Regions from separate parts of the Mus musculus genome. Here regions 1, 2, 4 and 5 are each linked to region 3. The links are chromatin loops, found by intact Hi-C in ENCODE. Cell type or tissue: heart. All regions are shown on one strand. Each heading gives the region's core, and the rest is flanking DNA. Links, peaks and the distances in the headings are about the cores only.

Region 1 (6,487 bases), core at 1,411-5,410, 310 kb after region 3:
AGGCAGTTCAGTACAGCTGACTCAGAAAGGTTCAGAGAGACCAAAGGCGGAAAGGTTATCAGCTTCAACTTTGGGAGGCTATTAGTACCCGGGAAAGGAAAAGTACAGAGCAGAGGGGAGCCAGAGTTCACGTCTGGCAACAAGCAAACAAGTGCGCCTGGGAGCAGAGAGTACGGATCACAGAACTAAATCTGAGAGGTTAAGAAGAGAGAAATTGTGGAGCAGACGATAGACAGGCAGGAGGAGAAAGCGGAGAGTGTGGGTGGAAGAGGGCTGGGGTGGGGTAGTCCCCTGGAAAAACTTTTCCAGAAGCGGGCAGAACACGGATCGACTGGTACCAGTGCACTTGCACCAGGATGGGCTGTGGTTTAGTCTCTCATGTTACCTTGAGTGAAGCCAGTAAAAGTGAAGTACCCGCACGTTGCAAAGAGCACACAGATGAATACAGAAACCAAGATGGATGTGTGGATAATCCGGCGCCACTTCGCTACTGTGGGCTCTTCGAGAGAACCATAGACTAGGAAGCAGTTATGGTGGCAAATGAACGCTGGAACACAAAAGAAAACCTCATTACTCGGGAAACAGCAGGACTGTGTTTTCTACTTTGAAAAGGTGAGAGATGTATACTGCCTTAGAATATCTAATATCTCAAATGAACATATATTAATTTACAGCACTAAGTAAGCCAGAACGTAAGGCCTACATACAAGGAACTTCACAGAAGGCTTACCTAGTAACTTCATGTAACTCTCAACATAAACCAGACCTGTCCAACAACTCTCCCATTTTTTCCTCTTCCTATCTTCAGGAAAATTTGTACCTTGCTTTATTTGGCAGCTGGGACATAGTGGAGTTATAAATATCTAGCGAAATCCTAAATCCTTTCTGCCAAGACTTTATAGAAGTCTATGACATTTACTGGACTTCCAAGTTAGGAGACACACTAACCATTGGTGGAACTAACACAAGTTTGACAAAATCACACCGGGAAACAGGTCTCATGTGGAGGGGGTGGGGCTTATTAAAGAGAGGGGCGATAGAACATAAAGGAAGGAAGGAAAATGAAGTGGTTTGGGGTTGGGGAAAAAGTGGCTTTTTATTGGGGCCATGACACATGCGCAGGAGGACATGTGACAGGGGCAACAATGGGAATTGTTTTGCCTTTGAGCAGCCAGGGATGATATGACTTGTTGCCCAGTCCCTTGGGGATGGCCAGGAAGGTGCCTGATTGCTACCATTGTCATGGGGGTCCCTTTGGGCTGGCCAGGGATATGCTTGAGTGCTAACTACTGTCATGAATGTCCAGCATCGAAACACTGTTCTCCAATTAGAAGCAAAATTTAGTAACAAATGAGAAAGTTTAATAATGGACGAGCAAGGCTTGAGCTTGATTTTATATCAACAGGAACTAGATTGTGTACTGTTAATGGGGAATCTAAACGTAGAAGACCCTCTATACATGGACCAGAACCTCTTCACAGAGCAGATGTGTCATATTGACAAAGAGTTTTGAAACCAGGTACTCACCAAAAGACATCACCCCAATAGCCTGGATGGCATTGGGCTTTGCAAACACCCAAGCATTGTCTGTCTTTGGTCTAGAAGAAATTCAGTTATTTAGATACATTATTAAACAAGTGTAATAATAATATTCTCTTACTGGAGAATAAGAAATGGTGTCACCCATAAAAACTGAGTATCTTTCAATAGGAACTTAATAAGTGAGCTGGAGAGACAGCTCCAAGTTTAAAAGTACTTGTTTTCTTTGCACAGGACTCAGGTATGGTGCCTAGTACGCCCAAGGTGACTCATGGCCATTTGTAATTCCAATCCTGGGGTTGAATGTCCTCTTATGAACTCCCTAGGCCCCAGATACATCACACACACACACACACACACACACACACACACACACACACACACAAGAGAGAGAGAGAGAGGAATACAGAAACAGAGAGACAGGAAGATAGAAAAAGAGAGAGAGAGACAGAGAGAGAACAATTTTTATAGACAAGAATACCCATACATATAAAATAAATAAATTACTGAAAAGAGAAAGAGAAAATTAATAAGTGGTTTTCATCAACATACCTTTCCTGAGGGCATCAGAGTTTCCCAACCCCACTGCTCTAAAATGCCTGTTGAACACTTGGACAGATTCTGTGTTTAATTATACATATAAAATACTCACTGACTGCGTGACTTGGGGAAATCGATTTGCTCGATCAATATAACAACAAAAGTTAGTATGGAGTCATCACACAAGATCCTACGGGAGATAGACAATTGCCAGTATCCTATAACTCCTCTCCATTCACCTCTTCAGCTTTTCCAGTTCGATCCGCCTGAGAGAGGTGGAGTGCAGAGGGTACATGTGAGCTGATGCTGACTGACGGTGTACTGTCTATTTCTGGGGAAATATACTGTGCTGTTTCATTTGTTTCTTGCAGAGACATTTAAGAATTATCATTGTTTACACCAGACATAGTGTAACCTTAGCCCCTACTGGGCAGAGGCAGGTGGATCTCTATGAAGTCAAGGCTAGCTTGACATACACGTTGAGTTCCAGCTCAGCCAGGGCCACACACTCTGTCTCAAACCAAAACCAAAACCAAAACAATTATTTTTGTTTAACATCTGGGTAGTCTCTGCTTCATGGTCTGATTTGCTTTGCTTCCTGGTGTGTTTCGTACAAAATCTTTTCGTGCATTGGCCTCAAGAGTCTACCTGTTGGTAGACTTCTCAAGAGGAATTTTGATCATACATGCTTTTAAAACTTATATTTTACTCAGTTATTTGGTTTTGAGACAGAGTTCCAGGCTGGCCTCAAACATGTGATCTCCCTGCCTCAGCCTTTATTATAGCTCTGGGATTAAAAGTGTAGCTTCATCATGTCCATTTACATTCTCAAGCAGCATAAATCCCAGTGGAATTAAAACACCCAGAATCAGCACGGATTGGCCTACCTAATACATACCTTTCCCTCTACCTCTGGTAATAATGGATAGTACAGGCCTGGAGTCTGTTCCTCTGGCCTCTTCTACTTATTGGCTAAAGCATGCCGTTAGCCAAGTTAATCGATCCCTGTTTCAATTTCTGCATTTGTGAAATGGGTGTAACCATCTTATCTAATTCCCTGAGCTATTGCACAGATTAAATGAGATAAGGCGTGTAAATCTTCTGAGCAAGGAACTGTAAGGCAGTATCTATTCAATATATAGTCCGTTTTATCAGTACTGTTTATTAATATTGGATTAATATCCTTTCTTAAGTGTTCAAAGGCAAATAAGCATCCACGAGCATGGCACACTTCTATTGCCACGTTTGAATGAGACTCAGGAGAGTGTATGGAGGTGGACAAGGAGCCCACTGGAGAGCACCGGAGGGGGAAGAGCAACTAAGGGCAATTCTCGAGATGAAAACTCAGCCTTCACGTTTGTTATTCATTGTCTGAATGAAGAGGACACAAGCGAGTCCCATTTGTTTTGTCCAACGTCTGTGGAGTTTGTGCAGTATATCATCTTTCTATAAATGAACTGAGCAGCTCTCAGAGGGGGAAAACTGTCTTTCAGGAAAGCTAGCCTGAGCGGGAGGCCTCCCGTCGTTTCCGGACCTGCTGGGAATCTCTGTTCTTTGAGTGGAAGCTACTGCCACCTGCTGCCTTCACTGCTCTCTCTCCCTCCAGTCAGCCTGGCAAATTCCAGCCTTAATGAGCAACTGAAACATGCACACTTATTTAATATACTTATAAAATGATCCCTGTTGGGCAGTGTTAGCAGAGGGCTTTAACTTTCTGATATGCTCTGAATGTGCAATGTGTTCCAAATCTAGGAAAATGATAGAGGTAACAGGATGTGGGTTTTCAACGGTTTGTCACAGAATAAGACTGAGTTCAGAAACAGGTCCAGGAAGGAGGAGGGGGGGGGGAGAGGGACGGGGAGGGCAGAGGGAGGGGGAAGGCAGAGGGAGGGGGAAGAGCAACTAAGGGATGGAGATGGGGAGGGGGAAAGAGACATGGGGGACAGAGGAAAAGAGAGAGAAGAGAAGAAAAGGAATGGCTATATCCTCCTGGTATAATTTATGAGATGACATAAAATTTGATACCCAACCTAGCTGAAAAACCAATGAAATTACAGTCTTTCTGCTTTTAGATGACAAATGTCAAAATACAAAGATATTAGCAATACGTTCAAGCAATTTGTATGATTAATACATCACCAGAAATGGCCTTCATAATCAATGCCAGGCTAGTCTCATAGAAACATCTGTTAGTACACTTACCATGTTAACACATTAGTGTGGGTAAGCCTATGAATTTTAGCACATACACAAAAGCATATGATTCAGTATTTATTTTCTTAGTCATAGCAAGCAAGCTGTTTTCCTACAATTTTACCGAATCAAACTCATATTGTATGCTTAAACAGGCACATGTACGTAAAACAAAATTTGTGGTTTTAAGTGAAGGAATATTTTCAAGGGTTGACTCTCAAAGATTTCATCTAAACACTAATTCTGATATTTCTTACTTTTTCTTTTTTTAATCTTTGGATCACATGTAGAGTAACATAGACTAGAAACTGGCAGGTAAAGGAGGGGCTCAGGCTGGGCGGTGGTGGTGCATCCTTTAATCCCAGCACTCGGGAGGCAGAGGCAGGCGGATCTCTGAGTTCGAGGCCAGCCTGGTCTACAAAGTGAGTTCCAGGACAGCCAGGGCTACACAGAGAAACCCTGTCTTAAAAAGAAGGGACACAGAATAAAGCTGGTAGAAAATTTGTTATGTTTTTCATCTGAACAAAAATCTGCATATGTATGGTGGACCCTGTGATTTTGTTGTGATACATGTATAGACCAGGTAAATTTTAAATCAGGACAAACACACACACACATGCACATTTACATACTCAATCATTTATTCTCTATCATAAAAATATGTAAAATACTTTTTTCTAGCTTTTAACCATAAACAGTACATTATTATTATCAATAACCATTCTACTGAATATAGAACATAGAACTTATTTCTGTTAATTGTGTCTTTGTATACCTCCTCCTAAGCCTCTCGTGGCAACCATTTAACTCTTTAACTTGTAAGAAAGTAACTGTTTTTGTGTGCCTTTTGGAGACATGTTCTCATTATATACCTTAGCTGGCCTGGGATTCCTACAGATTTGCTTATTTCCACCTCCCAAGTGATGGTAATAAACACATGTATGACTAAACCCTTCCTGAGATCAACTTTTAAAATATTACCCAAGTGAGCGAGATCATATAATACTTGTCTTTCTGTTTGTGGCTTTATTTTATATTTTTATTTATGATTTTCATTCCCCTGTTGTGGCACATTATATGATTTGAGTTTTGTTGTTGTTGTTGTTATTTTTGTTTTGTTTTGGTTTTAATGGTGGAATAGCATTATGTTGTATGTGTTTGTTGTATTTTCCTTATTTATCATGGAGTAGAAACTTACATTGTTTCTTTATTTTCATTATTAGAAATAATGTTGCAGTAATTAGTTGGATAATTTTTGAGAAAGAATTACTTATCTACCTGTGATGGCTATTCTTGGTTGTCAACCTGATTATGTCAGGAATTAACTAAGACCTCCAAATGGAGCACATGTGTGAGGATTTTTTTTTAACTTGAAGTGGGAAGATCTACTTCTTTTTTTTATTATTAAATATTTTTTATTACATATTTTCCTCAATTACATTCCAATGCTTCCCCAAAAGTCCCCCATACCCTTCCCCCCCCCCGCCACTCCCCTACCCACCCACTCCCACTTTTTGGCCCTGGCGTTCCCCTGTACTGGGGCATATAAAGTTTGAGTGTTCAATGAGCCTCTCTTTCCAGTGATGGCCGACTAGGCCATTCTAATCTGGATATTTGTGGTGGGAAGACACACCTTTAATCTAGATCTTTTGAAGATGGAAGACCTAGTTGAAATCTAGTCCACTCCTTCTATTTAGGGATTTTACTTTTTACCTGCTTGCTTTCATATCAATAGCATGTCCATTCCTCATAATTGTCATTAGAGCCTACTTCTTGGGGATTCCAACATATATAGAATGCCAACTGAGATATTTATCCTCATGGAGGGAGTAACTATTGGATTCTTGAAACTTCTATTTATAGGCAGCCATTGTTCAATTAAGTGGACCACAGCCTGTAAGTCATTCTGTAGAAAATGTCATTCTGTAGAATATATACAGAATATATTCTATATTCTAGAGAACCCTGACTAATATACCATCCCTTTCCATTAGATCACAGCAGAGTATAAACTCCACATAAAGAGAAATAACTTTTCTAAAGCATAAAATGTCTTTGAAATAATAAAATTTGCACTTACACCTCCATGTAAACCAATACTAAAACTTTTAACCTGGGCCTAGAGAGATGATTTGGCAGTTGAAAGCACTTCCTGTTCTTCCAAAGGATTCCAGTTCTCTTCCCACTATCCATATTGGATCTCTCTGGCCTCCGC
Region 2 (6,487 bases), core at 1,074-5,073, 64 kb after region 3:
TTCATGATGTGGGAATTCTTCTGATGAAGATCTATCCAGAAGCTCAAAGGTCTCTTCTGTTCTGTAATATAAGCTCACGGCTTACCTCAGCTGGCCCAGACCTAGTGTCTCCTCTTGGTTCTTAACTCCTAACACGTCTTGCTTCTCATGCTTCTCAAGTTTTCAAAGGAATCATAATATTAACAGACTTGGATGGTCAGTTAAAATGGAATTTCAGATAATATGTGTAAAATGTGTGTCCTCAAAACTGTGCAGACTACTCATGCTGAAGATTATTTATCAGATAAGTAAATTTACCTAAACATCTTGTATCTCACCTGTCAACTAACAAGACTCCAAAAAGACTGGAGGTGACACTTGGGTCCTCACACTTCTAAGCCTAAAGACAAGTAGGACAGAAGTACAGAGAAAGGCAATGAAGACGGAGTGATACTAGATTAGGTTGACTTCTAGCTGGCTGGGATCTAGGGTTTGGGGTGTACTCATGTTGGATCTAGTATTCACTAGGGGGACTTTGGGGAAAATGACATTTGAATTTGAGCTGACCGAACAAATCTATGAATGTGCTTAAAGTCATTCAATCTCATGTTTAAAATGGTGTGTTTCACCTACTACCCAGCTCGGTGCAGTGTTGGGTGTGCAGCCTGGGAGCCCACTGCTATGGGCTGGGCTGGCTCAGGCCAGGAGGCCAGACTTAGCAGTCACTTACGCTTTCCCTTGCACTTCATCCTTCCCTCAAGGCCACTCAGAGCTTTCTTTTTCAGAGCAGCACCTGAAGGATAGTGCCGGCAACAAACTATACTAACCTTTGACACATCTCGGAACCAGCACAATGTCACCTCTGTCTTTTCAATAGGCACAAAACCAGATGCTTCTACAGACAGGAAAATGAGTCCGGCCTCTGTACAGAGAATACCTGCCAAGTCACAGGGCAACTGTGTGCGTGAATGGCAGGGAAATAATCTGAGCTATCACTGATCCATCACCATGGATGAAAAAGAAAGAAAGAAAGAAAGAAAGAAAGAAAGAAAGAAAGAAAGAAAGAAAGAAAGAAAGAAAGAAAGAAAGAAAGAAAGAAAGAAAGGATGAATTAGGGAGTTGTTTTGCAAATTATGAAATGTTTTTGGAAATGTAGTATATATTTCCCTCCAAGAAAAACAACTTCTTCAACTTTAAAATGGATTTTTAAAGTCCATGATGTATTAAAACCAAGAATTCTATGTAAAAGTACCAGAATTTTCTACAATTTTTCACACGCGCGCACACACACACACAACCTGTCTGAAACATTGAGAGAACATATGGTGCATTTTTTGTCTTGTGATAAGTAAAGTGTAACTGTTCACATTAGGAACCAGTATTTTAGGGCTGGAAATTTGCAAGAAAGTGGGTTAGAAATCTGGAGAGCCTGGAACCCAGCGCCATTTACCTTAACCACCATGCGTGGAGCTCAGCCCGACAAGTGGGAACGTGAAATCCTGAGATGTGTTTGGCCAAGTGGTATTTGGAACAAGGCAATCTTACATGTTTGCGTTCCCCAGTAAATCAAGTGACGTGCAAATCCTATGTAAGATTTAAACCACTAAATATGAGAATTTCAAATAATTTCAAAGACATCATTTTGGGCAGGATCTTCACTATAACCTTCAGCTGCAAATCCCCTTTACTTTAGAAAATATAATAGTAAATGTAATGATTGTGAGTCCTTGCTCCTTCAGAGTTGGTTTCTCTTGGTAGTGAGAGGCATGGGGGATTGTCATTAGGCACATATATCAACGGAGCCTGGGGTTTTAGAATCATCGTTCTGGTCTTTGGAAAGTGACCGGTCTCATTGCAAGGATTCTGGTTCAGCTGCAGGGTAGATTCTGCTGTTGATGCCAGACCTGACAGTTACATGTACGGGATGTGTGAGTGAGGGCCACTCAACCAAATAATAAACAAGTGTAATTCTTTCTCATTAAGTGAATTTGGAAGAAAATTCTGTGTGTCAGACACATTTAAAATTCATGTAATCCTGATAATCATCAGACCCATGAGATAAGCCTATCAATTCACTTTTCAGATAAAAAGGAAGATAAATTTTCCTAAGATTTCATGATTTTAAAAGATTAGGTAGACCTGAGACTTGAATACAAATACCTTGATGCCAGGCAGTTTGGCATACCACAGCAAGAAAAAGATGGCTGACAAATATGGCAAAACTTTTAGGTATAAAAACCCTCTCTTCTAAAACCCTGGTTAGATCAAAGTCAAGTTGCCTCAGAGTATTAGTGTGTAACTGTTAGACAAATACATACTCAAGACTTCAGACATCTTTCTTGTTTCTCTCTTGCCCTCTTATGCTCTTCCCTTCCACCTCCCTTCCTTGTTCCCTTCCCCCCACTCCACGTGCTCATGGCTGGCCTCTACTTCTCTACTTTCTCCTTCTCTCTGCCCTTCTCTGCCTCCACTTCCCTCTGAACTCCCCTCCTCATACCCTAAATAAACTCTATTCTCTACTAAAAAAAAAAAAAAAAAAGACTTGAGACATAAATCTAATGGGCTGATTAAATATTAACAGTGGTTCCCCAGAGAGGAGCTGAGATGTTAGAGATAAAAAAAAATCTCACTTATGTCCAATTTATAATTTTAAAATGTTGTTGTAAATGACCCATAAGGGTAAAATGCCTAGCTATTCCACATTAAATAATCTATAGTTAGTTCGGGGCCATTCCTGCCTAGTATTATTGTCATTATCTTAAGGAAATGAGGAGAAAACAACTTGTCGTTAAGACTTCTCAGTTTAGAAGAGAGGGTGACAAAATCCTAAAGCAGTAAAGGCCAGATGACTTTTCAAAACCTCTGTCTTAGTGACTCAGAGACAGCCACGTCTCCTACATCCTAAGCAACCTACCAAATACTACACAACCTACCAAATACTACACAGCTTCTAATTCTAATTCTAATTCTAATTCTAATTCTAATTCTAATTCTAATTCTAATTCTAATTCTAACTCTAATTCTATAGATTAGAATCTGAGGTATAAGAAGCCTTTGTTTTCAAACATCAGTTTCTAAAATAAAATGTTGCAACACAATCGATAGCTCCAGAGCTCTCACTTGCTTTCCTTGTCTGATTTCAGTAGGCAACCACCAAGCGTGTGGGATCTTATTTGTTCTCTGTGTGCTCAACCAGAATGCACAGAATCATTGAGATTTTACATTCTGAAACTGATACCATCAAACACATCTCCTTCCACATCTTTTTTTTTTTTAACTTTTTTTCCCCCCTGTATCTGTGCCATACCTCAGTGTGGCATACTGATAAGGTTACATAAACAACTGTCACATCGTGTGAACATGTTCCTAATTTTGAGGATACAGGCAAGGGACTTCTGATTTGCCAGGGTACTTCCTAGCAACAGCAAGACATTGCTTGTTTTCAATTCCTTGTTTCCAATGCTTGATGGAAGATCAGCTGAGATGGCGCCCTCTGTGTACTTCCTACTCTCTACATTTCTGATTAGCATATGCAATGCTGATACGCAAATACAGAGCATATGCAATATGCAAAATACATTTTGCATATTTACAGTCTTTTAGATTTTCTCCTGCTGCTAACAAATTAACCCTTTTTACATATTTAAAGCACATGGGGCTTAATTGCCTTCATGGTACTCACATACATCTCAGTTAAGTGTTTGAGATTCATCCTGTGTTTTATGACAGCATCTTAATAGTTTTAAACAAGTTTCACATACTGTAGTCTGAAAGCATGAATCATGTTCTAAGTTTTAAAACATTGTTTTAAAAGGCTTCAGGCTGACACAAACACATTGGTGATGTAGTTTGAAACAGACATCATGTTTTTCCTCAGATAGGCAAATGTGCATACACTAGGTTTTGAGAACTTGCTCTCTGCTGGTTTATAATCATATAACGTGCAGATAGTTCTCACTCCATGTCTGAGATAAGGAAGCAGCAGGACCTAGAACCAGGCTAAGTCTTTCATGTGATGGCAGGCAAATATCAGAGCTCAACTATTCGCTGGGAGTCCTGATAGCCAGAAACAAAAACAACAACCAAAAAACAAAAAAGCACTGCTGTTCCATTCATGTTAGTGACCAACAGACCATGGTCACCAGGCGGGGGGAGGGCTCAGCGGTTTCGAACACTGGCTGTTCTTTCAGATGATTCAATTCCATGTCCAGCTCCGACTGCCTGTAACACCAGTTCCAGGGGACCCAGGGCTTCACTTTGGACTTCACGGGATCTAAACACACAGGCAGTGCAGGCATATGTGCAGGCAGAGCACCCACACTCATAAAAAACATAGACATTTACATGTGCTTCAGGTCAGGTATTCAAATATGCTCGTTAACACAGGCTACACGGGAAACAACAGACTGTAAATATATAACTTGCTTTTATTAAACGGAAAAAGGTTCCTATGTGTCAGGATGACAGATACTCCAGTAGCTTTAGGAAAAAGTTCAGTGTCAGGTGTCTGAGCAGTCTTTTGAATAAAAGAGGAATAAAATTATTAAGGAAGTCCAGGACACTAACACGTTCTAAACTTCTGGGCCACTGGAAGCCGACACATCAAGTACTGTTTCTCTCAACGATTTTGGCTTTCAGGAAAATATATATTATTATTTAGATGGCTAGCATCTGAGATACATAAATGACTAACTTAGCATTTTCTTTAATTAAAAAAAAATCAGGATTTTGCAAATGTCTGACTTCAAAGTTTTGAATGTGGACATAAACTAACCCTCAATTCCTCCTTATAGCAAAAGTGAAATAACTGCCACAATGTATCAACATTTTCACAGGGATATTTTAAGGCCTCTGGCATTAGAAAATATGCAATATCTGTGTAACAACATCATAATTATATACAGAAAATATCTTAAAGTCTTCTTGTGCAATTTTACTTCTAAAGGTTAAAGTGTTCTATTTAAAAATACTCAACTGTTACCTACAGATCTGACACTTGTAATTAAAGAATACATAAAATAAGTCTCATAGTGATTCTTCAATAAAAATAACTGAACATTATCTATTTGATTTACTAGTCTTCCACGTCTTTCAGCAACAAAGGCCGTACTATAAATTATCTTTCTAATTATAGCCTAACGCTGAGGCAGTAAATGTTAGTCTGTGCTTGCCTGTTTCTGTGTCATACAGTATGTCTATAAATCTCAATTTACACCTTTGTTTCATGGTGCACAGTATATCCATAAGGAAAAAAAAAAACCATAAGCAGTGATTGTTCTTCATTGGAAAAAAACAAGTCATTTACACCTTGTTTAACATTTCTAAAGCAGCAGTATTTAGCTATAACAAAAAGGCCAAAACTTATTATAAATTATAGATTCTATTCATTTTTCTTTTGGCATTAAATCCATAATACAAATGTTTACTCCTGAATAGATTTATATATTAATGTACATCTAAATATATATTTGTGAATATTTCTTGTAGGCAGAAAGCTGGTCGGTGAAGTGTGTCACAGCAGGGTAATATTAGCGACTGTCCTGGGCGTCAATGGACATGGACTGGCTGAGGCCCGACTTCCCATTCACAGATATTGTATTCGATGGAACAGTAACCTAAGAGGAAGAAACACATTTTGTTCCCATCAAGTTTTTATAAAATGGGACAGCTGTCTAATTTTGAACAATTAACACATTATAACTTCTGCTTAACTGTAAATGTTAGCATTCAGTATTTATCACTCAATGATTTACAAATAATTAAGAATAAATGTTCACTCTATCATGAAATGGAAAATGAGAGTTGTTATTTCCACAACAAACAAGTTAAATAACCCATCAACACATCTTAATCTTTATAAAATTACCAAGCCAACATAAAAGCCAAGAGCACAAACAGAGTGCAGGCAAGCTGTTCAGTGCAGTTTGAGCGAGATGGATGAATCCTGGCTTCTCAGAAGGGCTTGGAAAAAGGTACAGTAAATTTTGCAAAATTTTACAATTTGGTTCTAATGTCAGACAGTAGTTTGAAATCCTCCACTTAGTGACTCCCTATATATTCAAAACATAAGCATCAATCACCAAAATTGATCTTTAAGAATTCTTTCATGGCAAGGGCTATAGCCAACTGTCAAGCCTGTAACAATCGAATGAGAGAAGGGCCTTACAGGAAGTTTCAATCAATAAACACTCAGCCTTCAAAACCCAATGGCTGAGCGTTCCATTTGCAAACCACTGGAGGGAAAAAAAAATCACTTAAGACAGTCAGGCAGGACTGTCAAAGGACATAATGTTAGATTACATAAGGAACTGCAAAATTTAAACATAATAAAAATAAAACTGGCAACCAATAAAAGCATCAATGATCTGGACAGCTCAAGAAGAAATGCAAATGACCTATGAGTATTTGAAGAATGTTCAACATCTCTAGCCATAGGCATCAGAGCAACTATAAGTTACTCTGAGAATCCATCTTACCTGAGTCAAAATGACTACCACCAAAAAAAAAA
Region 3 (6,487 bases), core at 1,131-5,130:
CACCAAAAAAAAAGAGAGAGATGTTTTTTGACAAGTGAAGCTATTCTTTATTTTGTTAATTCAAAACTGGAATAAGTCCATGAAAAAAGATGAATAATTCTAGGATGTGTTGCTTTTTCACTCCTAAAATGTATAGTTATGAAATATCATTTCTTGGCTGCTTGGACTTTTTCTATCTAATTGGTGTAAGTCAGTCTCAAACAAGAAAGAAGACCATTAAAAAAAAAAATCCATTTTATCATGGCTTCCAAGTCAAATGCCTTCTGCAGCTGGAACCTCCAAAACATAAAGTTTGCCGAAAAGTATTTTGAGCTGCAAACTCCAATTACCTCATGTAGATTCCTTTTTTTAAAAAATTATGGTGTGTGTGCATGCATGTGTGCGCATGGGCTGGTGCATGTGCGTGTGTGCGTACGTGTACATATCCATGCCCCAGAACCCATGCAGAAGTTTGAAGACAACTTTTGGGAGTAAGTTATTTCCTTCTACTTGTTGGGTCTCAGGAGTCTAACTCAGGTCCTCCAGCAAATGCCCTCACCTACTGAGCCATTGCTCTTGGTCCCTGTCAGGTTCTCTACAGCACTTTCCTTTGGTAAAGGAGGCTAGCCTTATATGACATGTGTATAAGGAAAGACACCATTAAATAGCAAACAAAGAGCCGATCGATCCCCTTCTCACCTGATATTATAGTCCCGCCCCTTCCAATTAAGACTGGTGTGAAATTGATGCCTGTTGTCCGATAGGCAGTCAGGACAGGTGCACTCTCAACCCTATTCTCTCCCAAGAACCCAAGAGGAAATGTTTGATATTCCCACTACACAGCTGAGGAAGCTGAATCCCAGAAGGAACATCATCTCAAGGGCCCCTTTCAGTCAAGGGCCAAGCAAATTCTCGTTTGATGCTTTGTTTTGGTTTGGTTTGGTTTTTTTGCAAAACTCTTGAAGTCTGTGTGGGCACAAGCCTTGGAAGACCTTAGGGTTTCACAGGTTTGGAGGTGCATACCTGCTTCTTCCTTGAATTGGCCCTGGGAAACAGGCCTGCTGACAGCACAGATGTAAGCGGAGAGCAGCAGAGCTCAGGAAAGGGGTTGGGAATGGGTGGCTTTTCCAGAACATCCAGATCTTTCATTTTTCTCCTACACCAAGAGAACATAGGACGTCATTTACATAAAACAGAATAGGAAATGTAATTGCTGTCAGGGGAAAGAGCATTGCTCAGGCTAACGTGTACCGCTTGGTGACAAGGCTAACACTCTATAAGTAGGTGTACAGGAAAGAGCAAGGATGTCGTGCCCATGGGTCAAAAATAAAATATGCCAATTACCACAAATAATTCTATACCACCTCCCCCACCCCATCTCACAGAAAAAGAAAAGAAGAAGAAGAAAAGCCTTGGGAGGCATTGACACTCCATTTCCTGTACTTAGGGCTTTCCTGAACACCAACACAGGCTACATCATGATTTATGCAAACATTACCCAGGGGAGTGTGCCATTTCCTGGCTCCTATTAAATTGACAAAATCTGTAAGTTACATCCAGTAAACTCATCCCCAGGATTTTTTTTTTACTCATCACTGCTGGAAGTTATGATTTATTAAATATAGATGTGGTTCATCTCACTTCGAATTTCATTCACAATGTTGCCCACACACAGTCTGCTAATTTTTCAAGTGCTTATAGATACAGAACACCAAGGCAGTCCTTCTGGGAAGGTAAGTCAATAGAATGTGTTAGCAGGAATGTAACGCTAGGCCACTGGGGAGTTATTTTAACTTGACTGAAGTCAGAGCGCTTTGCAAATCCTGACAAAGAAGCAGGAGTGGTATTTAGATGTGCGACTGCAAAAAGCCACGGATTCTTAAGCTCTTCTCGCCTTTTTCTTTCCTAAGTATGACAACTCCAAAGGCACTTAATGCTCATTGCTGTGGAGATGAGAAACCTTGGAAAGCCGCTGCCCTTTCCTGTGGAACATAAAGACGGCTCAAATGTCAACCCCTGCTCTGCCTCTCCCGGGTCCTTGGAAGACTCTATCTACGTGGGAGGTGAACACATTCAAGCTTGGATTTTTGAAGCCTATAGTGTAATAGGAAAAGGGCCACCCAGCAGCTGAATGTGGTCAGTCTGGAGTGAAGCCTTCTGGTTCACCCCAAAGGGCAAAGGTGAGACAGACCGCTCTCCACCACCCCGTGATGCTATTTATAACAGGGCACCTGGAGATCGTGGTGCCCTCCTGACCCCGCGGGATCTGGCTCCAAGGGAATTGTCTTCAGACACTTTCCAAACTTGGTCCGGCTCTGGGCACACACTCACCCCTGGGCCGCCTCCATACCCCAAGAGCGGATTGCTGACCCGGACACCACCACGAAGCTGCCTACCTGTCTATGGCACCGCGGAGGGTCGCATCGGAGGCGGGGGACAGCGCGTGCAGTCCGGGGACCTGCGCCGGGTCCTGGGCGTCTCCCTTGCCCTGGGCAACGCGGCACACCTGCACTGCCAGCGGCGAATCCTGGGCGCCTGCCCGGCCCGCGGCGCTCTGCCCGTCTTGCAGGGACGTGGTCATGGTCGTAGGCCAGGGGTCTAGGGAGTCATCGACCGCGAGGCGAAAGCTACGAAGGGCTGGGGGCGAGCAGAGCCGAGCGGTTGCAGGCAGCGAGCGCCTTGCAGGTGCGGTGGCAGGGCCGCCTGCGCTCACGGCCAGGGCGGCTGGGACGCGGTGGGGCGGGGAGCGGGGGAGGGGCGGGGGCGGAGGAGGAGGGTGGGGACGTAGAGGGTGGGGACCGGGAAGAGCGGTGCTGGGGGGCGGGGAGGATGGAGCGCCAGCCTGGCGGGCCCTGCGCGTAGCCCGGGCACTCGGGGGCGCTGGTGTCACTCTCCTGAAGCGTGGGGACCTCGACCTCAGGCTCCCTAAGTCCCACCGCCGCTTTCCCAAGTGGGTGACCCAGCACAAGGCTGAAAGTCCCGCGGGCCGAGTGCCACTCTGGGCTAGGAGGACCGACCTCCAATCTGCCTGGGTCCAGGCAGAACTGGTCCTTAGACCCTTCCGTGCCAGTAGGGCCACGGGAGATCACCTAAGCTGTGGCTTGATCATCAAGACAGACCCACAGTACTGGCAAACCAGGAGGAAATCTTAGGGCAATGTATTCTCCAGTCCCGCCCCCCACCCCGCGCTCCCTCCCCCACCACCCCTTTCCTTTTCCTCCGTGGCAAGAGATGGAGTAAAGTGAGGAAAAATCAGGGTTGCTGTCTTAGAAAAACTCCTTTGAACTGGTGAGAATTCTCAGTAAAACCTGAATGAATCTCAAGGTGCCTGGGATTATTAATAGAGTTTTTTCCTTGTGTTCGTTCTTTCTTTCTTTCTTTCTTTCTTTCTTTCTTTCTTTCTTTCTTTCTTTCTTTCCTTCTTTCCTTCTTTCCTTCTTTCCTTCTTTCCTTCTTTCCTTCTTTCCTTCTTTCCTTCTTTCTTTCTTTTCTTTTCTTTTTATTTATTTTTTATATTTTTACTTAGTTATTAATTAATTTTTTTTTTTTTTTGGTTTTTGGAGACCAGGGTTTCTCTGTGTAGCCCTGTCTGGCCTGGAACTCACCCTGTAGACCAGGATGGCCTCGAACTCAGAAATCTGCCTGCCTCTGCCTCTGCCTCCCAAGTGCTGGGATTAAAGGCCTGTGCCACCACTGCCCAGTTCTTTTCTTTTTTTAATGAGAGCATCTTTCTCATATTTTCCACATTCTGCCTTGCTCTCCTAACTATTCCATGAATCTACTACTTGCCTCATTTTATACATAAGAATATTAGGGTCCCCAAGCAACCCAGGGCAAGGCCCTGCTTAGCTCTTAGTTAACAGATGCACTCAGGATTCATCCCATAAGCTTCCATGTCAACCTAGGCAATGAAACAGTAGAGGCATTGTGTTCTTCCAGGATGCAGCAACCATACCCTGAAATCCGGACTTCTGTCCCTGCTTTTCATGAAGTATCCTACATCCTGTGCACCGTGGAGGACTTTCAGAGAGTTTACACACTCTTTGTTCTCTGACCAACTTAGATATCATCTGGTCCTGGCACCTGTTTCCCTAAGTCAACCTCCACTTCTTCTGTCCATGGCAAGATAAACATCCCTCCTGAAAAAGTGAGCCATCCTTGTTGTCCTGCTTGAGTATATCCCCTATCAGAATGTCAGCCCCAAACTCTGATGACAACTGGGGTTAAAATTGGCATGCTTCCTGGTTATAACCACTCCACGAACTGAGAACACTTGAGTCACAAAATAGGTAATAATCAACTTCTTCATCTTCCTAAAGTCTAAATTAAGAATTAAAACAGCATGAATGTCCATGACTGTGTGGAAGCTGTGGCTTCCAGGAGTCCTTATAAAAGGCAGTGGCCAACCCAGAACAAAAGAGTGGCTTCCCTGGGGGATAAAGCTAATACTAATGGTCTTAGCTAAAGCTTATCACTATACATGTGGGCTTTAAATGCATTTAATGGCAAAGCACTGAGTGGTGGTTTGAATATGCTTGGCCCATAGAAAGTGGCACTGTTAGGAGGTATGGCCTTGTTGGAATAGTTGTGGCCTTGCTGAAGGAAGTGTGTCTCTGTGTAAACAGGCTTTGAGGTCTCCATGTGCTCAAGCTCTGCCCAGCACAGAAGAGTTCCTTCCTGGCTTCCTCCAAGAAGACAGATCCCTCTGTCCTCCTTCAGATCCTTCCCCAGCACCATGTCTGCCTGGGCACTGTCATGCTTCCAGCCATGATGATAATGGACTGAAGCTTTGAAACTGTAAGCCAGCCCCAATGAAATGTTCTCGTTTCTAAAAAGTTTCCTTGGCCATGGTGTCTCTTCTCAGCAATAAGACCCTAACTAAGACACACTGTTATATATTAAAGCTATTCCAGCAGAATAAAAACAGAGTGTGTGTTTATAGATATCTTGAAGGAAAAAAAAACTATGCCATTATCATTGTCTTAATTTTACCCAAAGGCCTTGTACCTGTTTCTCCTCTCTAAAAATAATAGGGTGTGAATATTGTCACAGCAGAGTTAATCAATGACTAAAGTTTGTCCCCTCCCAACACACACAAACAAACACACACAATCACACACATATACTCACAAACAAATGCACTCTAGTACACATGTGTGTTCTCACACACATTTTCTCCTCTTCTTCCTCCTCTTCCTCCTCCTCCTCTTTCAGCAAGAGAGCATGCTATTTTTATCTCCTGGAGCAAAGACTATAGAGAAACTGTATATATGTCTTAACTCACTGGGAAGATTACTATCCAACAGTGAATTCTACTCAGCTTCCCAGGACATCTTCTTGACCTGAAGGAAAAGCCTTTGCTGATTCAAATGAGATTCTAAATATATCTCCCCTCTCCATGTATCCTTATAATAGTGAAAATCAAAGAAAGGCCCAGGCTCTGTGAACCTTCTGTAAGCCACACGAGTAGAAATTATAAGGCCTTTACAAGGCTTTACATGGGGAATGAGAAAGGGGAATAAATCTCTAAAAATAAGAGTCTAAATACGCCGGGCGGTGGTGGCGCACACCTTTAATCCCAGCACTTGGAAGGCAGAGGCAGACAGATTTCTGAGTTCAAGGCCAGCCTGGTCTACAAAGTGAGTTTCAGGACAGCCAGGGCTATACAGAGAAACCCTGTCTCAGAAAAAAAAAAACAAAAACAGTCTAAATACTTTGTCTTGTATCAAATTAATTACCACTAAGACCTTCTAAGACCTTGAGTATTTGTACCAAGAATTATCCAAATACATTTGAAGAAAAATGAAGTTGTTTTCATTTCTAAGATTGCAAGAAATTATTCTAAACAAAGGAATACATGTTATAAAGGTTATAGGACACAGCCAGACATACACAGAGAGATTTTTCCACAAAGGGAAAAATGGAGGAGGGTATTATAGTTTTTTTTTTCTCCCTATAACTGACAAAGTTCTCTGAAACAATACAGCAGATATGTTGGTACCAGAATGTCTGATCTGGGTGTTTGGGCTCTTTGGATTTGAACCTGTCAACTTGAGAGGCAGGAGTCTGCCCAGTTCCTTCCCCACTGCGGCCTTTTCTTCCCTTTTACAATCCCTATCCTGCCTCCCACATGTCCTGTGCTGAGGAACCCCAGCCATCTTCCACCTTGTTCCTCATTCTCCTGTCTCTTTCTGCTCATCAATCCTTTATATAGGGGAAGACCATACAGTCCCAGAAAAGAAATACACCAGACCAGTGCACCAAATGCCACCCCCATGCTCCCCCCCACACCCCACCCCCGCACCAGCTTTCCTCTATCAAGATTGCCATGGCAACCAGTCCTGAGTTTTGCTTTAACTAACTATCCTCACCTAAACATGCTCAGTTAGGTTGTTTGGGTTTGACCTTTATGCCGATGGAATCATTTTGCACTTGCTTCCATTCCCTTAACATTGTGTTTGTGATGTTTCTCTATGTTTGCATGGAACTGTAGGCATGTACTTCTTTG
Region 4 (6,487 bases), core at 1,621-5,620, 98 kb after region 3:
CTGCCTTTATACTGGATGGAAACATACATGCCACTTGTTTGTCATTGAAGCTTTTTAGAAATAAACTATTTCCAGGTAAAATATGGAAAAGCTTTTTCCAAAGATCTGAATCTCTGCTCTATAATAGCATATTCTCTGGAGAAAAACCTATTATTTTATTATTATCTACCTAAGCCCATATTAAGAGTTCTCCTTGATAGCATGGAAAGTCTTACCTTGTCAGGATTGACTCAGATTATCAACATCCAAGTGAAGGAATGGGTAAACAGATGTGACCTATCAAGTACAAGCAACTGGGCTGAGCAAAAGACAGGAGACATCAGGTACAGGGCCTGCAGCTCTTCAACCTACACTATGTGAGCAGTCATCTCCTCTGCCAATTTTAACACCACTCCTATCATTCTTCTGAAATAAGTACTACGGTAGAAGCCAATAAGATTAGAGCTAGATCATCCAGAAGGTGTTCCATGTGGCATCAACACCATTAGCTTGTGACTTTTTGTTCCTAATTAAAGTTAAGGCCCTCCAAGGAATTCCACGTGGCTGTGTTGGTCACAAGATTTGTATCAAACATATCTTGTGCAAAATTCATTATTAGTTAACAGTGACATTTATATCCTCTAGTTAATAAGCTCAGCAAATGAACACATTTTTCTCACACTCTAAGCCTTCCATTTCTTTGTTGCACCACAAGGTGCTTGTGTGGATTCCTGTGTTGCAATAAGTGCACACAGAAAGATGCCAGGTGTTAAGTCTTCAATGTTGCTATCATACATTGGGTCTCAGGAGTCATTCAATAGGAGTAGCTGTTGTGACCTGGTTACCACCAACCAAAGGTCCAGACTACAGAACTTTTTTTTATTAGGTAGAAGCCAGCCGTACATAGTTTTGCAATATAAGAACTTGAAGATTCTGGGAAATTTAGTTAGAAAATTTTATTCCTCAGAGAAAAAGAACACAGCAATGGACAAGTTCATTTAGTGTGGAAAGTTGATGGAAAGACTACAGCAGAGAGTAAAAACACCACAGAGTATCTAGGAGAGCCCAAGGTGACACAAGACACACAGAGGTTGAGCAGTTTCCATTTACATGCACACTGGCCCTTTTTTTGTGCAAAGAAAAAAAAAGACAAATTTTTAAGCCTATGCTATTTATGCCTTTGACAGACATGTACATTCTTCTTCTTCAGACACATCAGTGTTTCCGTCAGTCCCACCCTCCCCTCACTCACTGAGCTCTATTTATATAATCGTGGCTTGCTAGTGACAATCTTGGTTTTAACATTTTTAAGCCCAAAGATGAGAACTGAGCTCAGCCGTACATCTTCTACGAACAAGAAGAAAGTAGAACCTAGGATCGATCCAAAGTAAACGAGAATACATGGTGAAGATCGTGGTTCCCTGTAATCCGAACAAACTGGACTGACATGTTTCTAGGCACAGGTGAGGAGAACACCTTACAGATGAGCTGAACTTAGAACCCATGCCAAAGTCAAATGACAGCCAAAGTAATACACTGGGGGAGGAGGGCATTTCAGTTCAGCCCAGAGAGAAAGCCAAAGCTATCAAGAAAGCTTTATCCCTCCCTACACACTCATACCACGGCCATGCTTCCTCTGACCTGGCTACTGTTACTGCATGCTGCTGAGTAGAGAAGGGCACACCTACTCATGCAGCCTTCAACACCAATGTAGGCCAGAGGCTATGTAAGCCTTGGACTTCTGACTTCAGTGTTCTGCTGTGACCTAGTGTAAAGCTTAAGGCACAGGCAGCCTTTTGCTTACTGATAGACAAGGAAGAGAAACGTGTATTCAATTTACAAATGGTCAAGAGCTCTTGTTCTTTGAAGATTTTTCTTCTTTAGAGGTTAAAATATAATTAGCAGGTCCCTTTACTTTTAGGTTTGAAGCACACCTGAAAGTGCCAACAGAGGGCTTGAGTGTAGATTAATGGAGTGTTCTCTGTAGAAGTTGGCCTGGAATAGGAAAACTAAACACATAAGCAGGCGCCGCTGCCTCGCTTTTCGTGGCCATGACTCCTTAACAAACCTTAGAAAAGTTACAAAGAAATGATGCACATTATGCATGGGAAAAAGGAAAGAATATACTGTGCTGGTAGATTTTTTCAGATGCATTAATCCACTCATAGCTTTGGAAGTAGAGCCAGATGTACTCATATATCAAGCTGCAACTGTCATGGTAACCACAGTTCCTAGGCAACTGTTGAACTCCGTGTGGGGTCCACTTTCCATACAATAAATACAAGACGCGAGCAGGAGAGAAAATAAAGTGTTACATGATAGCCCAAATTAAAAAAAAAGCAGGAAGAGAAATATTTCTTAACGAGTACAAATACATAATCTATTACAACAGGGAGTACAACCTTAATTGGTCTGCATAAAATAACTGGAAAAATTCACCAAGTAAAATAAAAAACAGATGTTTACTTGCTTCATGGGCATATCATCTGCTTCTAAACCAAATTAAGTAGGGAAAAAAAATAAAGATAAAACTGTGTAAAAGAGGCATGCAAAGCATTCCTAAAAAATTGAGTCAGCCACTGAAAAACGAATACTCTGGGTATTAAGTTTCACTTGCATAATATCAGATGGCAGGAAGTCTTGGTTTCCCAATATTCGAATGTTGTCTGTGGCAGCACACACATTGAGACCAAATGAAATGCTCAGTAGAGGTTATCCCTTTACTGTGCTTCCAGCCACAAACCTACCCCAAGGAGGTTACACACCATGCCAGTGGCTGGGGACAGTTATTTACTGTTGAATGCAGAGGACTTGAAGCAGTAAAGCCACACTAAAGGTGGGAGTCAAAAAGTCTCCAAAGGTTTTGGGAATTCTACAGGTGGAGATTTCCAACAATTTCTTTTAAACTCTTCCACTTCCACTTGAAACATAAGTTTAAGAGACCAACTGATGGAAACAAGGCAGTCCTCTGCCGACTGATTTTGCTACAGGTGTCCTCAACAGACAGTAAATGGTTCTAGGACTCAGATTTCTATACTTAGTCTTATTCCCCAAAGCTGTCGATGTCATTTTGTTGACAATCTTACTTCATATGGTTACACGCACTTCATATAGGGATACAGTTACTGTTCCTATATATAACAAAAAAGGCCAAATACCATAGACCTTGTAACACAAATGACATTTCAAATCACGAGAAAAAGTCTGTTTGATAACACGTTCAAAAAGTTCTAGGAAAAACTGCTAGAAAATTTCTAACTGGAAATTCATTTTGAATTAAACATTTTCACAGGATATAATATATTCACCTATACAGAGAAAGTGGCATGAGGCTGAAAATGATGCCAAAGTGTACAGAAAATTTAGGGACATGAAAATTAGCACACACTGAAATGGAGCTTCAGTGAAACTTATTCTTTAGATGGACTGTCAGATGCAGAAATTCTACACAGGTCTGTGAACTTGGATCGTTAATGGACCACTTTCGGGAAGAGCACACACAGCAACTGTCAAAACCAGCCTGAAAGTCAACAGCCAGCTATGTGAATAATTCCAGTGTATGTTCCAAAATCACTATCCAAATATCTCCATTTGCCAATGTTGAGAAATGCCCTAGAAGAATGAAGCAAGTTATCAAATGCAGACAGCCAAAAGTGGAAGAGACGTGGCCAACACTTTTTCCTTTTCAAAACCAGGTACATTTAAAGTAAGCATTGACTACAGGGGATCACAAGACCAGTGACTACTTAAAGGGGGACCAAAGTGAACCAAAGGTTAAACTGAATACACTGACCATCATAAATAATTTTCATGTATTACTAATACTTAATATTTATAGTTTACTTTTCTGCCTCCTTAACAATCAAAATAAGAAATTTATAACATCATAAAACCATTTTCTTTTATTATTATTATTTTTTAAGAAGCTTTCAGGGTAAAACTGGAAATGATTAGAATGCTGTACTGTTAAACAGCGCACCCTTGTGGTCTAAGTTGCATCACAAGCAATAGCAGCTTGCTTCATAGATATTTTTCCTTTTATTATGTTTTCCTATTTCACTGTTACTACTTTCAGTGACTAAAACAAGTTTGCTAAAACCTCAACTACATTGTTCAAGGTGGCATGTAATGCTTAATTATCATCCATATTTTTTATTTAAAATTGTAAACAAAATAGCAACCAAAATAAGTAACATTCATTCAGCAACTGGAGTGTTCTACTGAACGTCATGAATATTTGAATGTAAACAGTTATCAGCTCAAGAGTTAACCGTATATAAATACAATACCTATAGGTACACAGAAATTAAAACATATGAGGCAAGTTCAGAGTCATGGTTATTCTCCTTAGAACACACTTCATCAGGCAGTAGAGATGAGGAATGATTCAACCTTGTGGAGGTGAGAAAGCAGAAGACAGAGGTGCCATCATTTCTTTCTGACAGAGGAGGAGACTTCACTTGAACAACAATGACTAAAATGTCCTGCTTAGAATTGGAAACATTCCCGAAACTGATAAGGTTTATAAGGAAAATGATGTCAACAGACGTCCCTGGGACACCCCTGCCCCTCCCCCCCCAAATAAGCGCTGGTACAGTTTCTGAGCTGGGAAACGTTAAATAAGAAATATAAATGTGTCAGTTGGTCACAGAGAGCAGTATGAAGGTACATTAAGCTGGTCCTCTTCTGTCTACTCTGAGTTTCTTTGGGAAATGACTGGAGAAGAAGGAAGGGAAGACACTGTGGATGAGACTAAATGAAGCCTTGGTCTCTAACAGAAGTCAAAAGAATAAAACAAATGAACACCAAGATGACGATGAAGTTTTGGATAACAGTTTGGTAAAACCCTGGGTTGCATGATAGATCTGCCAATTCTCATACAAAGTCAATCAGTAAGTATTCACAGGTTCAAATTTAACAGCAAGAATATTTGGAATTACAAAATGGACATGATGATTGCCTAGGAATGTTATAAAACGTCACAATGGTTTAAACCAGGGTTCTAATGGCCAGAAATCTGAAATCAAGACATGTGACAAGACATGCTCTCTGTGAAGGACTCTCCTTGCCTGCTGCATTCTCCGGTGGCTTCCAGTGTTCCTGTATGGCAGGACACCCAGCTTGGCCTGGGGCTGCACACAACTCTCTTCTGTCTTCATGCTAATTGGCTGTATGAATTATCTTATAAGGGCCCTAGCCTTTGCACTAGAGCCCAACTGAAAGAAAAGATGGTGGTACCTCCAAACTTAAATCCATATGCACACTATTTCTAAATCATATTTACAAGTATTAGGGCTTAGAGAGAGAGGGACAAGCAAAATAGAAGTGGGCTTCCGGAGAAGTGCACTTTTTGTTCCCAGAAGGCACTGTGGTGCATAAAGGTAGGAAATTACAAAGGTGGGTCTCCAAACAGGAACAATGGGGACAGGTGAAGAGCCAGGGACCTATCAATAAGATACTCACATGGGAGGCCAATCTGTGGACTCTTAAGTCTTAGGATCTTGTTACATTAGGGCCTGAAGACGATTCCTGGAGGAGCATTATTCAAACCACTACAGGCCATCACTGGGAAGAGAGGCCCCTTGGTATTGCAAACTTTATATGCCCCAGTACAGGGGAATGCCAGGGCCAAGAAGTGGGAGTGGGTGGGTAGGGAAGCAGGGCAGAGGGAGGGTATAGGGAACTTTTGGGATAGGATTTGAAATGTATATAAAGAAAATATATAATAATAAATTAATTTAAAAAAGATTCATTCACAGATTCAAAAAAGCCAAACAAAACCAAGCTGAGGAACAGATATCGCTTCTTAATAAGAATAATAAACAGACTTTAAGAATACAGATTCAGGTATGGTCATGGGTGATGGAGAAAGTAGTAGAATAGGAAGGAAGGGAGGAAGGAAGGATAAAGAAAGACAGAGACATGGAGAGAGGGTGAGGGAGGGGAAGGGAGGAAAGGAAGGAGGGAAGAAGAGAAAAAAAGAAACAAAAAACTTAGTAGTTATAAGAAGGTAGTAAGGTGAAGGAGGAGTTAAAAATGAAGGGTGTCTAATCACACAACACCTGGCCCTGAGTCTAGAACATGGGAGATGCCCAGGAAAGCAAGTGTTCTTTCCTGAGTGGTGTATATGAGCAGATACATGCAGACAAACATAACCCCAGCTTAATCATTAAGGATTTTGGTAACGAATAAACAAAACACAGTCCTTCAGCTTCTCTAGGGAAAAGCAAATAATTCTGGTTCCTGTTGAACAATACATCAAAGAACTACCCAGATGTCCAGATCAAAAGACAAAATAATCAGAAAATTGCATAAAGATGTGTAATTTGCCAAGGGCAATATTTAAAAAAAAATCACTTAACACAGGGCACCAAGTGGTCACAGAGCAGAGGATGAGAATCAAAAGAACCAGCTTTCCGTGAGGTCGCTGGTGGAGTGGATCAGACTTCCAAGAGGCAGACAGTAGAAGACGATGTAGACGCCTTGGAAACTGAAGCACACAGAAGCT
Region 5 (6,487 bases), core at 1,659-5,658, 220 kb after region 3:
TGCCCTTCAAATAACCTGTTACAACAGAGTAAACCTTGGAAAATTACAGACAACAGAGGACTTCTTTTGAACAACAATATCCACGGATAAGAACTAAAGTAGGCCTCACCAGCTATTAGGCTATTGAGTCATGATATAATTAGTTCTATAGTAAGGAACCTACCTTCAAAACCAACAATTATATCATATTAGGATTGCACCCTGCACCTCCTAAATACTCTCATTTTCCCACAATTTAAACTTTTTTAAAGGTCTCAATTTTTTTTTTTTTTTTTTTTTTTTAGAAAAAGCAAACACTAATCCTGAATACTCATCAGACATGACAGGCACTTGGAATAGACAAGTGGGAGAGGGCAAGCCACTAGAAGCTCTTTTTTTTTTTCTTAAAAGAATACTATTAGGTATTATGGCAGTTTATTTACAGGAGCATTTTCCCAGATATCTTCCCTGAAGTTTGAAAGGTAAGCACAAAGGTTCTTTAAAATATTTTCCTCTTTAGGGTGCAGTGGTGTATTCCTGTAACCTCAATTTTGGGAGGCAGAAACAAGAGGTAACCCTCAACTATAAATGCAGTTGCAGACCAGCCTAGCCTAAAGGAGTCGCTGCCAAATAAATAAATAAATAAATAAAGTCATCAAGCAATTAAATATATGCATACTTTCAAGGAACTCATTTGTTTAGCCCCCAAGTTCTCAAGCATAAAACCCGGGGTATTCTAGGCTTGTCACTAGAAAGCTCTATATTTCATCACCGAGCTCTCCGGCCTCACCTATTTTGTTTAGAAGAACCGATTCCTGAGCATCTGAGACTGCGTGTTGTGTAAGTGTATTACACAGACACACACGGGAATTCTCTGCTGTTTTCTGAGAGTCTAATTCAGTTTTGTGTGAAAGCTTGTATGACATTAACTTACATTAATCCACAGCTCTGTCTCCAGGCCTTGCTTTACCTCATCCTACCGACACACTTACTCTCCATACGGTAAAAATATATGGAAGGAGACACATTAGTATCTAAACGGTGGAAAGCCGCCCCCCCAAGAAAAAAGTAGCGCTCTACAGCAATAGGGGATATTTGCATGGAGGAGATCGAAATTTAGAGGAAAAAAGAACGAATTCATACACTGCATGTTTCCTCTATGTAAGCATTACACTAAATATCTGTTAGATTAGTCATGTTGCCTTGAGACTCTTCCATGTTTCCTCTAGACAACTGCCAATGCTCGCATGGCCTCTGATGAATAAACATGCTGTGACTTGCTCCTAAGGAAACGCCTGTCATGTTCCAGGGAAAAATGACTTCTTCACTCTTAAACCAGGGGAAAAAAAAAAAAAAGAACGACTTTCATTCATTGCTTACAAAGTCGCCTGTTCCTTAATGTTCCAATTTCCGGAATTTTCATACTCTGCTTAAGGCATTTCTAGGTTCTGATTAACAAAGAAAAAGAGAAACTGGGGGTGCTTTATGGCAAAGAGGCTACATGACAGCAGTGAGGCGGTCTCACCTAGGACAGGGTTGTGTAGCTTGACCATTTACTACGACAAAGGTTATTCTCAAGTTCTCCTTGGCCCTTGCAGGACTACCTGTTCCCACCACTGTTTACCCAAACGTTTAACAGAGTGATGTTTAGCATATTTGGCAGGAAGGCATGCTTCATTTAATATTAACTCACCATGTGACAGCCCCTTCCCTTCCAATCGCTCCTCAAACACGTGACGGTAAAAAAAAAAAAAAAAAAGTATAGGTGTTTGCCAATGCGACTGACTTCGCACTCGGCTTTGGCATCACCAATTGGCCAGAAGCACATACACACACACACCCCCAGTCAGAGGCGAGCACCCCGCCTGCTCCCGGAACTGTCAAGCCGGGCTGACAGCTGGCACACCTTGCTGCGCCCTCCGTGGACTTTCAGGAAGCCCCTTCCTTGCAGTCACCTTGACAGAAACCATCCTCCTGGGCTGGAGCGCTTGGCTGTGGAAACTTTTCCTTCCTTTCCCGGAGCGCGCTTACAGGTGTCGTCCCCCCCGCCGCTACAGAGCCCCAACAAGGGGCCCTTTGTTACCACTTTTGCTCCGGGACTCCTCACCCAACGCCTGCCATTCGCCTGGCCTTCCGTAACCCCGATCGGAAAGCTTGCCCAAAGTACCGAACCCCCCACCCCGACTCGTCCGGGAGGACGCAGTCTCCCGCCCGCGTGTGGGTCGGCCCGGGAGCCCGGCGGCCCCGCGGGGAGCTCGCCTCGGGCAGGTGAAGCGCGCGAGGCCTCGGCGGCCGGGAGGGAGGCTTACTTACCCTGCGGAGCCCGCGGGCTGCATGGCGGGGGTGCGGGGCGCGCTGCGGGGTAGGGGATCCGGGACGCTGCGGTCCATCGCGCTGCTGGCCGCGGCGCGGGCTCGGGCTCGGAGGCGGCGCGTCACTGCTAGGGTGGGAGAGGCCGGCGGGTCAGGGCGGGAGCGGCCGGGCCAAGAGCCCGCCTCGACCCACGGCAGCCAGGGGCGGCCCCGCCTCCCCGGGGCGCTTCCACCTGCCGGTCGGTCCCTGCCCGAGGGCGCCGCGACGACGGCTACAGGTCCCCGCCCCGGCCGCAGCCCGCAGCCAGTCCCGGGCGAAGGGGCGGCGCGCGGCAGCCCGGGCTGTGAAGGAGGAGGAGGAGCGGACCGGGCGCGGGACGGTCGCCACGCCCGCAGTGCTTGGGCTCCAGCGGCCCGCTGCGCACCAACTGAATCCCGTGCAAACTTTTCCGGAGGAGCTGCGAACCACAGCGCCCCCGCCTTCCCAAGCCACTGCCCGCTTTAGGGGACCCGGCCCGTCCAGGCTCCGCTCCTCCCCCGCACGGCTAGCTCGGACGCCCGGAGCGAGCGCGCGGCGGAAAGCGGCCGGCCCCCGGCCGCCGCGCCCGCGCCCCAACTCACCCTGCCCCATGGCCCTGCCGGGAGCCCCGAGCTCGCAGCCGCCTCGGCCACCTCGCTCTGCAGAAGTGAGGGTGACGAGGTCAGCATCGGAGCGAGCAGAGCAGCCAGCCGGAGAGGGGACGGGTAGGGCGAGCGGGCGGGGACGTGGAGCGAGGAGGAATTTCCTACCCCACCCCGCACCCCTCCGCGGAGCACGCGGCTTTTAGGTACCGCGGGGGAGGCCGGTGGAGAGGAAGCGTCTAGGCTGCTCGTTTTAGTCCCCACTGACACTGAGTAGCTTTGGGAAGCCTCGCGAACCCAAGAGGAAGAGTGGGCGGACAGGGAGGCTACCTGGCCAGCAAAACCCCAGGGAGGACCCAAGCTGTAGCGGAAGTGAGGAGAGCTCATGGACCGAGTCCTGCTGATTGACCACCTGCAGTCTGACCTTCGAAGTGCAGGATTTTCTTTTTAACCTTACTGACCCCTACGGTTGCTAGCCCTTAAAAGGCACCTCTGACATTGTGATCTTTTTAATCCCTGGCAGGTTTAAGCTCGTCCAGTCTTCCCAGACATGCCTCTCTTGATGTAAACAGCCAACAGCTGGGATTTGAGGACTGGACGTTCTCATGATGACAGTCTATAAGCTAAGAAAGAACAGCAGAGATTTAGTGGCCTCCTGGAAGTTTCACAGGAATAAAGGAATCTCAGACAGTGCTTGCTTGTTTGTAGTTTCGGTTCCTGCAAGAGTTCTTCTCAGAGGAGACGTGCCACCTGACAACCGGGTGCATATTGTCTCCTTACCCTTAGACCCTTGCCAACTGTTTTAAAGTAAATCATATTGATGAGTCCAAAAGCGAACATCAGGAAATAATGCTAAATTAAAAATATATAAATGGATACCTCAAGTGGCAAATCTGTAGGCATAAAAACATGATGTAGGATAACAAAGGACTTAACATTTTTGGTTCACATTAAAATTAAACTAGTATTTATAACCCGTGCTTAATTAAAGGTTCTTTGTTGCTCATTCATTACAACCACCACCAATAATTTCTGGAACCAAAAGTACTAACTACTACTCCACATAATTGGATTTTGTCTCTTTCCTCTCCCTTGTGGTGAATATGGTCTCAGTACATCTTTGAATATGAAATGGAGGTGAAGATCGTGGTGACTTCTGCGATGACTGTGTTAGAACTCTATCATTAAAAGTTGCTTTTAAATAATTTGACTAATAACGAGGCAATTGTTTGAAATGGATCTGGATTTTAGACTTTAAATAATAACACTGGTTTGACAAGTTCATGAATCCTTTCTGACCGTAAATGGATAAGCAGATTTACAGCTGTTGCATAGACAGGCTGTAAATAGCAAGGAACACTGAAACTACTTAAAGTTTATAACTTTGAATCACAGGATCAAGCACTTAATTAGTTTCAACCTTGATTTATGGCATCCTAGTACTATTATGGATTCCAGTTAGGCTAATCTTTAAGAGATTTTTACAACATTTCGTAACTGCTGAGTGCAATTTTCATGACACCACTTTTCCCTTACATCCTTTTGTTCTTGGGCACCGGGCAGGGTCATACTTTCCACACACTGAAATTGAGCCTACCCAAATGGCTTGCTTGACAAGTGAGATGTTTCATTTCCTGGTAGAATCACGTTAAGGAGAGTGCTGAGCCTGCTGTAACCTACTCTTGTCATCCTGCAGAGATGGGTCAAGATGGAGGTGACACTAAGTTGAAGGATCCTAAATATGTTACACTATTACCCTGAGCACCTCTTCTTGGAGAGGCTCGGGGTTTGCAGCAGAATCCCCCAAAGCACTAATTATCTATTTTGAGATTAAGTCAATAAACTGTTCAGCATCTTTCAGAACCAAGACTATACTTCATATTCTTATACATTACTGTCTATGCTGTAATCTTGTAACTGCATAATTTATCGGCAATGGTAATCATTGTTTTTAAATAACCCCCCTTTTTTTTAACATAATGCTGGAAAACAGCCCCTTCCCAGTCCCTCTGAAAGTTGTCCAAGTCTGTCCAGATGTTGCTCCATTTTCTTGTTTGGAAATCTCCCCTCCAATTTCATCCAATCATCATCAATGCAGGGATTGTCTCAGATATTATCACTTTGGAATAATAGCACGGATAGAAATAGCCCTTTCTCTCTTCAACTGATTTGATTGTTAGGTGGACAACGGCTGCTGCACCTGTTTCAGTTAGCTTTTCATTGCTGTGATCAAAATACCACACAACAGCAGGGGAGTGGGACTGATTTCAGCTCCCAGTTTTAGGGACTTAGAGGTATCTGCTCATCAGGTCAGGAATGGTGTGATGGAGAGCGGCAGTCCATGCATGGTGGCCAGGAAAACGAGAAAGGCATGTGCCAGCACTGGGCTGGCTTCCTCCTTTTTTTCAGGTTTTATTTCCTATGAGCCCTTAACCCAAGAGAAGGTACTGCTCACAACTGGACTGGTTTCCCCACAGCAGTTCATCTTTCTAGAACTGTCCTTGTCCACAGCTCCATGGGTATGGTTTTATTAATCTGGGTGATCTAAGTTCAGGAAAATGGACAGTGACAACTGACTGTTACACAGACTAGGAGGGGTTTGGATAGAAGAGGCTTTGCGCGCACCCTTGTCTTCTAAATGCAGCTCACACCACAGAAGACAGTCTGCAAATATTTGTGGAATAGGGAAATGGAAGAAATCTTAAAGATTTCACTTAAGAGATTTGTTGTGTGACAAAACTTTTCCCCGGGGAGATGCAACACATATCTACTCACCCCAATTAGGAAACCTGAAACAGACCCAAGTACAGATACCACTAAAGTCTGATTTGGTGAACCAATGAGTTTGATTAGGGTTACTTACAGGAGCAGAAATTACTCCAAACACTTGTATCCCAAAAGCCCACCCCATGGAACACACTGAATAGCCTACAGGCAGCTCCACAATTAGGAGATGTCCTTTCTAGGTACGTCAGTTGGTCTAACCCCCTTCCAGACAGCTTGGCTGGGCTCTGCTTCTATCAGGCAGCTCATCTAGTCTCAAGAGTCTTTTTTGCAGACTTTCTTCTTCGTGAGAACCTTCCTGGAAGCTCAGTTTGTCTGAGTCTTCGTAGGCAACGTGGCGTCACTTGATCTGAGAGGAATTCTCTGCTTTTGATTACTCTGACAGGGAAGTACCTAGTCAATCTCATGAGTTTCAGGGACTTCCTGAAGCTCTCTTGAGTTGTTTACTTTCCTGCGTAAGGAGCTTTCCAACAGGATGGAATGCTTTAATCTAGGAAGAAACTGTTAAACAACATTCTTAAAACAAAGGAGTCTAAGAAGGGCTTTTTAGTTCACAGGCCCTGGAGGATGACTGAAAACAACAGATGGGAGGTGAGTTGGCCCTTATAAGGAGGAAACATTGGTCCTTCTTGCTTGGGAGGTGAAGGCAGGAAGAACATAAAGCTCTGCCTTAGCTACATACTGAGTTTAAAGCCAATCTGAGCTACACAAGACTCAAAATAAATGTCAGGTTTTCTGTGCACATCCTTGAGTGATAACTTAGTGATTGTCCGGGTTCTGTAGTAGAACAG

The links. Hi-C counts contacts between places; a loop is a spot of excess contacts. Peaks named below come from ENCODE experiments on the same cell type or tissue, not always from the same donor. Only the 100,000 strongest peaks of a DNase experiment are listed, where the experiment ranks them.
Region 1: it touches region 3 in a loop (7-fold over the local background); 15 of 42 quality-filtered maps call a loop at or near these places.
Region 2: it touches region 3 in a loop (3-fold over the local background); 3 of 42 quality-filtered maps call a loop at or near these places.
Region 4: a loop joins it to region 3, with 7 times the contacts of the local background. A loop is called at or near these places in 15 of 42 quality-filtered maps.
Region 5: a loop joins it to region 3, with 2.4 times the contacts of the local background. A loop is called at or near these places in 6 of 42 quality-filtered maps.

What each region holds. Positions count from the first base shown.
Region 1 is chr2:65,334,205-65,340,691 of GRCm38, forward strand. Slc38a11 (solute carrier family 38, member 11) reads right to left here. Exons shown (of 12, transcript NM_177074.2): 8 at 1,528-1,598; 9 at 386-547. Among named protein-coding and RNA genes, the nearest start is that of Slc38a11, 27 kb to the right of the region's middle. In heart, for the core only: a CTCF peak has its summit at 3,666 (motif pointing left); a DNase peak (open chromatin) is centred at 3,627.
Region 2 is chr2:65,083,964-65,090,450 of GRCm38, forward strand. Cobll1 (Cobl-like 1) reads right to left here. Exons shown (of 14, transcript NM_177025.6): 14 at 4,376-5,594. The coding sequence ends at 5,508. Among named protein-coding and RNA genes, the nearest start is that of Grb14, 64 kb to the left of the region's middle. In heart, for the core only: no CTCF peak of the experiment used is centred there; no DNase peak of the experiment used is centred there.
Region 3 is chr2:65,020,085-65,026,571 of GRCm38, forward strand. Grb14 (growth factor receptor bound protein 14) reads right to left here and starts at 2,682. Exons shown (of 14, transcript NM_016719.1): 1 at 2,376-2,682; 2 at 1,003-1,135. The coding sequence starts at 2,560. In heart, for the core only: CTCF peaks have their summits at 1,750 and 2,856 (motif pointing right); DNase peaks (open chromatin) are centred at 2,477 and 2,857; H3K4me3 peaks cover 1,921 bases; H3K27ac peaks cover 1,516 bases.
Region 4 is chr2:65,117,674-65,124,160 of GRCm38, forward strand. The region is part of intron 6 of Cobll1 (Cobl-like 1); the gene reads right to left. Among named protein-coding and RNA genes, the nearest start is that of Grb14, 98 kb to the left of the region's middle. In heart, for the core only: a CTCF peak has its summit at 3,961 (motif pointing left); no DNase peak of the experiment used is centred there.
Region 5 is chr2:65,236,071-65,242,557 of GRCm38, forward strand. Cobll1 (Cobl-like 1) reads right to left here and starts at 2,721. Exons shown (of 14, transcript NM_177025.6): 1 at 2,293-2,721. The coding sequence starts at 2,369. Gm13594 (a long non-coding RNA gene) reads left to right here. Exons shown (of 2, transcript XR_001783320.2): 1 at 1-2,012; 2 at 3,436-4,126. In heart, for the core only: CTCF peaks have their summits at 2,755 and 3,324; DNase peaks (open chromatin) are centred at 1,881 and 2,631; H3K4me3 peaks cover 2,124 bases; H3K27ac peaks cover 2,123 bases.